Regions from separate parts of the Mus musculus genome. Here region 2 is linked to region 1. A link is a contact called in ENCODE POLR2A ChIA-PET data. All regions are on one chromosome and are shown on one strand. Each heading gives the region's core, a stretch centred on a gene start or an enhancer-like site at or near the end of the contact. The rest is flanking DNA. Distances are from core to core; before and after follow the strand shown. Region 1 holds the start of Fuz (fuzzy planar cell polarity protein). Region 2 holds the start of Prmt1 (protein arginine N-methyltransferase 1).

Region 1 (4,209 bases), core at 1,639-4,138:
GGAAACTTATGTGTGGACAGAAATTTACTAAATAAAGCGTACTAATGTAGAAAGATACAAAGCCGCGATGGCGCACGCCTTAAATTCCAGTGCAGAGCAGATGCAAGTGGGACTGAGTTGCAGTATCAGTCTACAGAGTGAGTTCCAGGACAGACAGGGCTGCACAGAGAAACCCTGTCTCGAAAAACAAAATAAGAAAAAAAGAAAAAGAAAGAAAAAAAGACAAGCGATTTTTCAAAACGTAGGTGGCAGGCATCCAAACTTGGCTCACTTGCTTGCATTTGCAAGCAGGTTAGCAACTGAGACATTGCCCCAGACCTTGGTTTTTGGTATCTCTTCCCCACCCTCCACTCCCAAGGCAGGCTTTCTCTGTGTTAGCCTTGGCTGTCCTGGAACTTGCTCTGTAAATTTGTGGAGCCTCCCAGAACTCAGAGATCTGCCTGCCCCTACCTCTGGAGTGCTGGGATTAATGGCACACGCCACCCAACCATTGGCGTGAACAAGCTTTTTTAACCCCAATGCTAACCCCAAAACTACAATTTTCCACGTTGAATTTTGTTTTGTTTTGTTTTCAGACAAAGTTTTTCTGTGTAACCCTAGCTGTCCTGAAGCTCACTGTAAAACAGGTTGGCTGTGAACTCAAAAAATGTTCTTGTCTCTGTCGGCCAAGTGCTGGAACTAAAAGCATGCATAGAATTTTTAAGGTTTCATTTATCTGTCTATCTATCTGTTTATTTGTGGATTTGGCAGGAGATATCAGAGTAGGCCAGGCTGGCCTTAAGGGACTGTGCAACCATGCACACATTTTAAAATTATTCTACGAATCTGTTTTTTCCATATACAGAGTACATTTGTTAATTATTCTGTAGGAACTACAGGAAATAAAATCCAGAATAAAAACAACATCCAAAAAAGTTACTTTAAAATATTGTTTCATAGGATCTAGAGAGATAGCAGCTAAGAGAACTGGCTGTTCTTTCAGCGGACTGCTATTCAAGTCCTAGCAACCACAAGGCAGTTCAACTCCAGTTCCAGGGTATCCAACACCCTCATATAGACACCCATTAAAGCAAGACATCAATGCACATGAAATATAAATAAATAAATTATTTTAAATTATTTAATTTAATAAACAAAGCAATTGCTCTCAGACATACAGTAATCAAGCAGCTAAAACTGCTAACTCAGCAGGGTGTAGCAATGCAACATGGGAGAACTGAGCATAAGGACCAAGGCCAGCCTGGGCTACACAGCACGATTTTGTCTCAAAAAATTATTTTGTTTTATTGTATCATTTAAAATACAGAAGGAGAAATCTAATATTTGTCGGTGGAAAAAATTGTTCAATTCCTTGCACTTATCAAAATTGAGTATAGCCGGGCAGTGGTGGTGCACGCCTTTGAGGCAGAGGCAGGTGGATTTCTGAGTTTGAGGCCAGCCTGGTCTACAGAGTGAGTTCCAGGACAGACAGGGCTACACAGAGAAACCCTGTCTCAAAAACCAAACAAACAAACAAACAAACAGAGTATAAAAAGACATTAGAAGGGCTGAGATGGGGGCTGGACTGGACTGGAGAGATGACTCAGCTGTTAAGAGCATTGACTGGTCTCCCAAAGGTCCTGAGTTCAAATCCCAGCAACCACATGATGGCTCACAACCATCTGTACAGCTACAGTGTACTCGTATATATAAAATAAATAAATAAATCTAGAAAAAAAAAAGAAAGGAAGAAAGAAAGAAAAAAGAAAGGAAGAAAGAAAGGAGACTGAGATGTTGAAAAAGGAATCGGAATTTCAAGGACACATGGCAAGTCCCAGGTCTGCATGGGCTACATGAGACCACACCTCAAAAATACACTAAACAACAACAAGCAAAAGAGAAAGAAAGGAAAGCAAAGAAAAAGAGAGTGGCTGGCATTCGCCATTCCAGGCCAAACAGCTACCCTGAGTTCCAGGCCAACCAGGCCTAAAGGCTGCAACTCACCCAGAAAGTAGAAAATAAAGACACGAAGCTGTAGCCATACTATTTTAATAGCCATACTATTTTAAACTAGAAAATAAATTTTGATTCTTACAGTGCGTGTGCCATGGCATGTGTACAGAGGCCAGCTTTGTGGAGTGAGCTCTCTATTCTACCATGAAGATTCCAGGGGTTACAAGCTTCTCAGGTCTTCATGGCAAGCCCTGGGATGTGCTGAGCCATCTCCCTGGCTCCTAGCCATCCTTTGGAAGAAAGCTTTGGAAGTGATAGTACAGTGATCATATCTGTGAAAATCTGTCTTGCTACCTCGGTGCTAACTTCTATTGTTGCATGGAACAAAGTTTTCCGTGTTTTACCTTTCGACACGATACACCATCATTGGCATTAATTCGTTACAGAAATTACGTGGTTTTCATGATTTTGGAAAAGGTTCTCTTCTGCCTTTCACTAATAACAAAAACAACCATCTCATTTGGTGGTTACTAGGCAACACTGCCTGGATCAAACCATTCTGAAAAAATGAGAGGGAGACGGTGGCACAGCGGTTCGGAGTTTTGAAACAGAAATTATTGTGAATGGTAGTTGCTAGGCAACGCCTGAGCATACGGCCATCTTTGACTGGGGCAGGGTATTTCCCACTATGGAATGAAAGGCCACGCTGCAGTTGCCAGGCAGTGCCTTAGCACTGTCCCCATCCTCAACCAGTTGTTTAAAAAAAAAAAATTAGCACGTAATTACAGCACACATGAAGGTTTGTAGGCAACACCTTAGCACCATCACCATCTTCAAACTAGATTCTTCATTCTCGTTATACAAAAGATGTGAAGCTGTCCAGGAACAACTTGAACGCTTGGCAAGCAATACTTGTCGCCATCTTTGTTAGGGTCATGATGACTTCCGGCCGGGGCGGAAAAAGAATCCTGTTGGAGGGGCTGAGTTGATGAAGGCAGGAATTTAGCCATCCGGCTTCTCGCCCTCTGGCGGCTCCAAACGGCAGGCCGACTTGCTTTCACTACCCGCATGCTCCTAGATCCACACCGAGAGTCTCCAGGGGGGTGACTTGTCGGGTGCGGGCTTCCAGATGGGGGATGAGGGGCCGGGAAGCCCGGTGCATCTGCTGTGCCTCGCAGCCTCTAGCGGGGTTCCCCTGTTTTGTCGGAGTAGCAGCGGCGGCGCCCCCTCCCGTCAACAGGTGGGGGCATTCGACTCCTTCGTCTAAATAAGGGGTTTGGGAAGCTGGGATGGCATACCGTGCAGGGAGTAGAGGCTCGGAGCCTTTAGGGGACTAATAAGCCTGGTTTCCTGAAGAACTTTGGGGGGATGTGGGGAGACGGCAAAGTGGGACAGTGAGGTCTCAATGCTTCCCCACTCTTCAGCTTCCTTTCTCTGTCATCGGCTCTCTCAATGGAGTCCACATGTTCGGCCAGAATCTGGATGTGCAACTGAACTCTGCAAGAACGGAAGACACAACCGTAGTGTGGAAGAACTTCCATGACAGGTCCCTTGGCGGGAGCAAGGGAACAAGATCTGGGCAGTGGTTCCTGGCTTAGGTGACCCCAGAGTCCTGCCAGTGGTGACTTGGCTGTGGGAATCTTTGATAAGCTACTCACCCTCTCTGATCCCTGCGTTCCCAGCAGAATGTAGCCAGCAGCATAGGAATAGCCCAGAGACGCTGAAGCGCTTGGCTCCGTTTCCCAGGCCTGACCTCTACTTCATTCTTGCTTCTCTTCTTTCCTCCCCACAGTATCACTCTCATTGTTCTGTCATCTGAGGAGGGCACCTCTGAGCTGAGGCTGGAAAGAATGCTCCACATGGTGTTTGGGGCCATGGTGAGACTGGGCCCTTTTTTCTCCAAAACTCAAGAGAGCTGCACCCCCAGCCTCTTCTCCTTAGTCCAGACCTGCATTTTTTTCTCACACCCAGACATCCAGACCTCAGCCCTCTTCCCTCATACCTAGGAGTCCAGGAGCCCGACCTCCACCTTCATACACAGGGATCCAGACCTGGCCTTCCTCTCAACACCCATTCAAATACTGTCCTCTCTGACTAGATCCTATTAAGGACCCCGCTGTCCTATGTGATTCTTCTAGGTTCTCATTGTGGGACTTGAGGAGCTGACCAATATCCGGAATGTAGAAAGACTGAAGAAAGAATTGAGGGTGAGGCTGTGGGATGTGAGTGACGTTAGGATCCCTAAGTCGTGCCCATTTGTCTGGAACTACAATTCCC
Region 2 (4,307 bases), core at 17-2,516, 90 kb after region 1:
AAGTTCAAGGCCATACTCAGCTACAGGGTGAGTTCAAGGCCAAGCACATTTTTTTTTTTGAGGCAGGGTTTCTCTGTGTAGCCCTGGCTGTCCTGGAACTCACTCTGTAGACCAGGCTGTCCTTCAACTCAGAAATCTGCCTGCCTCTGCCTCCCAAGTGCTGGGATCAAAGGCGTGCGCCACCACCGCCAGGCTCAGGCACATTTGTTTAATTAAACTAAGTAAAAAGTAGACTGAGGAATACAGCTTAGGATCGAACAATCAACGATAAGCAGGTAAGCAAGGCAGATGCTAGAATTTCATTCTGTTTTGGGGGGAAATTAGGCAAAAAGGCGGAAATGTTCAAAAAGGGGTCCCTTGCCACATTCAAGTTGGTAAAAATGGAGCTCTGTGGAGGTTAAGGCCCATGGCCATCCGAACTCCTTTATCCCCCACCACTGACCTCTGACTATCCATCCACCCGAGGGCCCTCCCATGAAGGGGTGGGCTTGGGCCACGCCCCATGAAAAAAGACGCCCCTCTCACACGCCCATAGTGACCACGAGGGGGTGCCCGGCGACGGATCCGGATCTCCTCGGATGAGATTCCCCACCATCTCCTTAAAGAGAGGTCACAGGGCTATGCCCATCCCCCCCCCCCCCCCCCCCCGCTGCACAAGGCTAACACAGAGTTGGGGAAAGGGAGGCTGGGGACTGATGTTCTCAGGCCCCACGCGGGTGCAAAGAGCCCGGGCTGCATGGACATCCACAGCCGAGCCAGGGAGAGCGGGTGGCAACCCCTGGACCCCTTGAGTGCAGCCCAGGTCATCGGGCTGGGGGCGGGGCCTTTGTCCTGCACGTGGAGCCCACGGGGCCCCTCGAGGCGGCACACCCCCCTCCCCACGCTACTCTGCGAGACCACGTGCGGCCCGGCTGGAAGCGCCCCCGGCCCGCGACCACGTGCGACAGTCCTCGGCTCGGCTGCGGGTCCCAAAGCACCGAAAGCCGAGATCTCTCCCGTCACGATCGAACACATCCCCCGATGCGGACCAACGCGAAGCCAGGCACATCAAAAGGCCCCGTCCCCACAGTTCAGGCCGTGGGCCACCCGTCTCGCGCCGCCCCCGGGCCTAAAGAGCCCAGCTACTCACCTCCATGATGCAGTTCGCGGCCTCGGCTGCCGCCATCTTCACCCGAGTCCTCCGGCCTCCGAGACCCCCCCCTCTCTCTTTTCTCCCCCCGGCTCGACCGGGGACCGCCTTTTACCAGAGGGTCCTCAGCCCAGCCCCCGATACCCCGCCATAAGTTCTCATTGGTCTGTAAAGCCGTCCATCTGAGAGCTTCATATTTCAATTGGATGACAGACACGCCTATCAAACATAAAGTGCCCGCCCCCCTAGCGTTTAAAGGCCCGCCCCCTCCTGTCCGCTAGGAAGAGAACAACTGCCTGTCTGTCTCACCCAGCACGTGTGACGATTGGGTAAAATTCACCAGATCTTCCCGCCCCTTTCTGGCCAGCTCCGCCCTGGAGCTTCCCGGCGGGCTCCGCGCTAAGCGGACGTCTAGAAACTGACTTGTCTATCATTAAGCTAATCCCCTCCTCCCTCGTTGATATTGGCTGAGCCAAAGGTGACGTTCGCGGCTCTAACGCCACCCTGTTTAAGCGACAGGCCTAGAAGAAGAGGGGCCATTGGCCCATAAGGAAGCAGGCAGAGCTTTGGGCAGCAGCAACTGGCTCTTAGGAATGTCAATCATCACCATTCTGTGGATTCCTCTCCCCCATACCCCCTACCCCGGTCTTGGATGTTTTCTGGAGGAACTGGGGAGCGTGGGCGCGTTAAGTTATAGGGAAAACCCCAATTCCTGAGACGTGGATGAGGGCGCATTCTAGTCTGTGATTCCGAAACCAGCCATGATTCGCTGTGAGCTTCCCACCCCTGTGCTGGAAGGCGCCAAGTTCTGAACACCTGTGGCCTCCTCGTGGCCTCCAGGTCCTCTGCGGGAAACACCCAGCGTCCTTTGTCTGACCAACTCCTACACGTCAATCACCGGCAATTCGGACGCCACCTCTTCCAGGAAATTTCCCTGAATCTGCAGAAAGTTACTCCTTCCCTGAGGATGGATGTCAGTTGCTGGATTCGTGAACCTTCCCTTTGCCTTCAGTCCCACCAGTCTATGGTCCAAACATAAGATCCTTTAAACTCCCGTATGAGCCCTCCAGTGGGAGCTTCCGCATAAGGTACGCGAGCACATCTGACCTGTTTCCTTCCAACGCCTAACACTTACTTTGTATAGTGTGAGCATGCATTCGTGTGTGCCTTGCACGTATGGAGGTCACAAAGCAATGAACAGGAGTCCTTTCTCCCACGATGTGAGTGTAGGGAATTGAACACAAGTCGTCAGGCTTAGCGGCAAGCACCTTTACCCTCTGCTGCAGACCAACACTTACAATCTGGTAGATCTTTTGTTTGACTGATTCTCACTGTGCCTTGGGCCTGGAACTCGCCGTGGAGATCAACCTGTTTTTGTCTCCCAAGTGCTGAGATTTAAGGCCTATGAAAATCTTGCCCAGCCAATATGGTCCCCCTTTTTTTCCCGTTTTTCCTCGATAGTGTTTCTCTGTGTATCCTTGGCTGTCCTCTTACTCATAGATCCGCCTGCTTCTGCCTTCCCAAAAGGCATGCTTCCCACGCCCAGTTCAGTATGATTTTTTTTTCCTCTAAGATTTATTTTATGTGAGTACAACAGCTGTCTTCAGACACAGCAGAAGTGAGCATTGGATCCCTTTATTATAGATGGTTGTGAGCCACCATATCGTTCCTGGGATTTGAACTAAGGACCTCTGGAAGCGCAGTCAGTGCTCTAAATGGCTAAGCCATCTCTCCAGCCTTTTTGTTTTGAGACAAAGTTTCTTTTTCTTTGTGTAGCCTAGGCTGTCCTAGAACTCACTCTGTAGACAGGGCTGGCCCAGAAGTCGAAGATCTAGCCTGCCTGTGCCTCTCTCAGATGATCTGATTGACTCCAGCCTGTCCTACTTTGTCCCCCTATCTCAATAGCCCCAGGGCCTTTTCTGCTCTGTGTCAATCTCCCCCACCCCTACCCCCTCGACACCTTCTGTGTCACCTTCTGCCCTGGTGCTTCTGTCATTCTCTACAACTTACCAGCCCCTCAGCCCACGGCCTTATGAGGCCTTCTGCCACCTCCAGGACGATGTCTTAATCCTTCAACCACCTTCACTCACTTCAGCCTCACTGACTGCATCCCAGTTTCCTGGGGCTGCTGCCATCTTACATGGTGCTCCTCGTCTTTGGGGAACCAAACTTGCTTCTCATTTAGGACAAGAGATTTTATCTATAGCAGTGAATGAGATGCATTCTGACTTTGAGCCAGCCATCCTTGACAGATTTAAATAAACTTAGCACAGGGAATCTCTGCAGTCCATTCGGTTTCCTACAAATACAGATTCCTAGGAGGAAACTGAGGCTCAGACAGGGAAAGGGGATTGGTCAGGGCTAAACACTTACGACGCTGAGCTTTATCTCACTGTAGAAAGGCAAACAAAACAACTTTATTTTTTAAAATGTATTTAATTTGGATTTTGTCTGTGTGCACAGTATGTGTAGAGGCCAGAGGCTGAAGTCCAAATGCCTTCCTAAATTTCCTTGAGACTGTCTGCATAGACCAGACAGGACTGGAACTCAGAAGTCCACATACTTCTGCTTCTCAAGTGCTAGGATTAAAGGTATGCACTGCCTTGCCAGGAACCACTTTTTTTTTACTTTTTTTTTTTTTTTAAAGAAAAGGTCTGAGCCGGGCGTGGTGGCCCACGCCTTTAATCCCAGCACTCGGGAGGCAGAGGCAGGCGGATTTCTGAGTTCGAGGCCAGCCTGGTCTACAGAATGAGTTCCAGGACAGCCAGGGCTATAAAGAGAAACCCTGTCTCGAAAAACCAAAAAAAAAAAAAAAAAAGAAAAAAAAGAAAAGGTCTCTCGGTGACACTGGAGCCTGAACAGCAAGCCGCAGAGATCCTGCTTCTGCCTCGCGAGTGCTGAGTGCTGGCATGCGCTCTGTGCCCCGCTTTTAAGTGAGGGCTGGGGATGGAACTCAGGTCTTTATGCTTAGGCAGCATCCACTTTATACTGACTGCCCTAGCCCCATTTTGGAGCTTTTGAAGCAAGGTCTCATGTAGCTCACACTGGCCTTGTACTCACTATGCAGTTAAGGATGACCTTGAACCTGATCCTCCAAATGCTGGGATTACAGGTCTCCTGCATCAAGCACTGCACAGTTTAAAGTGTAGCTAACACACACCTGTGAGACCTGCCCTGG

The links. ChIA-PET counts read pairs that join two places held with the same protein, here RNA polymerase II (POLR2A).
Region 2: POLR2A ChIA-PET joins it to region 1 with 12 read pairs in embryonic stem cell. The contact joins the promoter of Prmt1 here to the promoter of Fuz in region 1. POLR2A ChIA-PET finds 5 or more read pairs at or near these places in 3 of 5 experiments (Patski and embryonic stem cell).

Annotation. Positions count from the first base shown.
Region 1 is chr7:44,893,191-44,897,399 of GRCm38, forward strand. It overlaps Fuz (fuzzy planar cell polarity protein), which reads left to right and starts at 2,889. Exons shown (of 11, transcript NM_027376.3): 1 at 2,889-3,172; 2 at 3,357-3,478; 3 at 3,725-3,809; 4 at 4,071-4,139. The coding sequence starts at 3,062.
Region 2 is chr7:44,985,154-44,989,460 of GRCm38, forward strand. It overlaps Prmt1 (protein arginine N-methyltransferase 1), which reads right to left and starts at 1,267. Exons shown (of 10, transcript NM_001252476.1): 1 at 1,130-1,267. The coding sequence starts at 1,165. Gm15545 (predicted gene 15545) reads left to right here and starts at 1,747. Exons shown (of 2, transcript NR_045266.1): 1 at 1,747-2,217.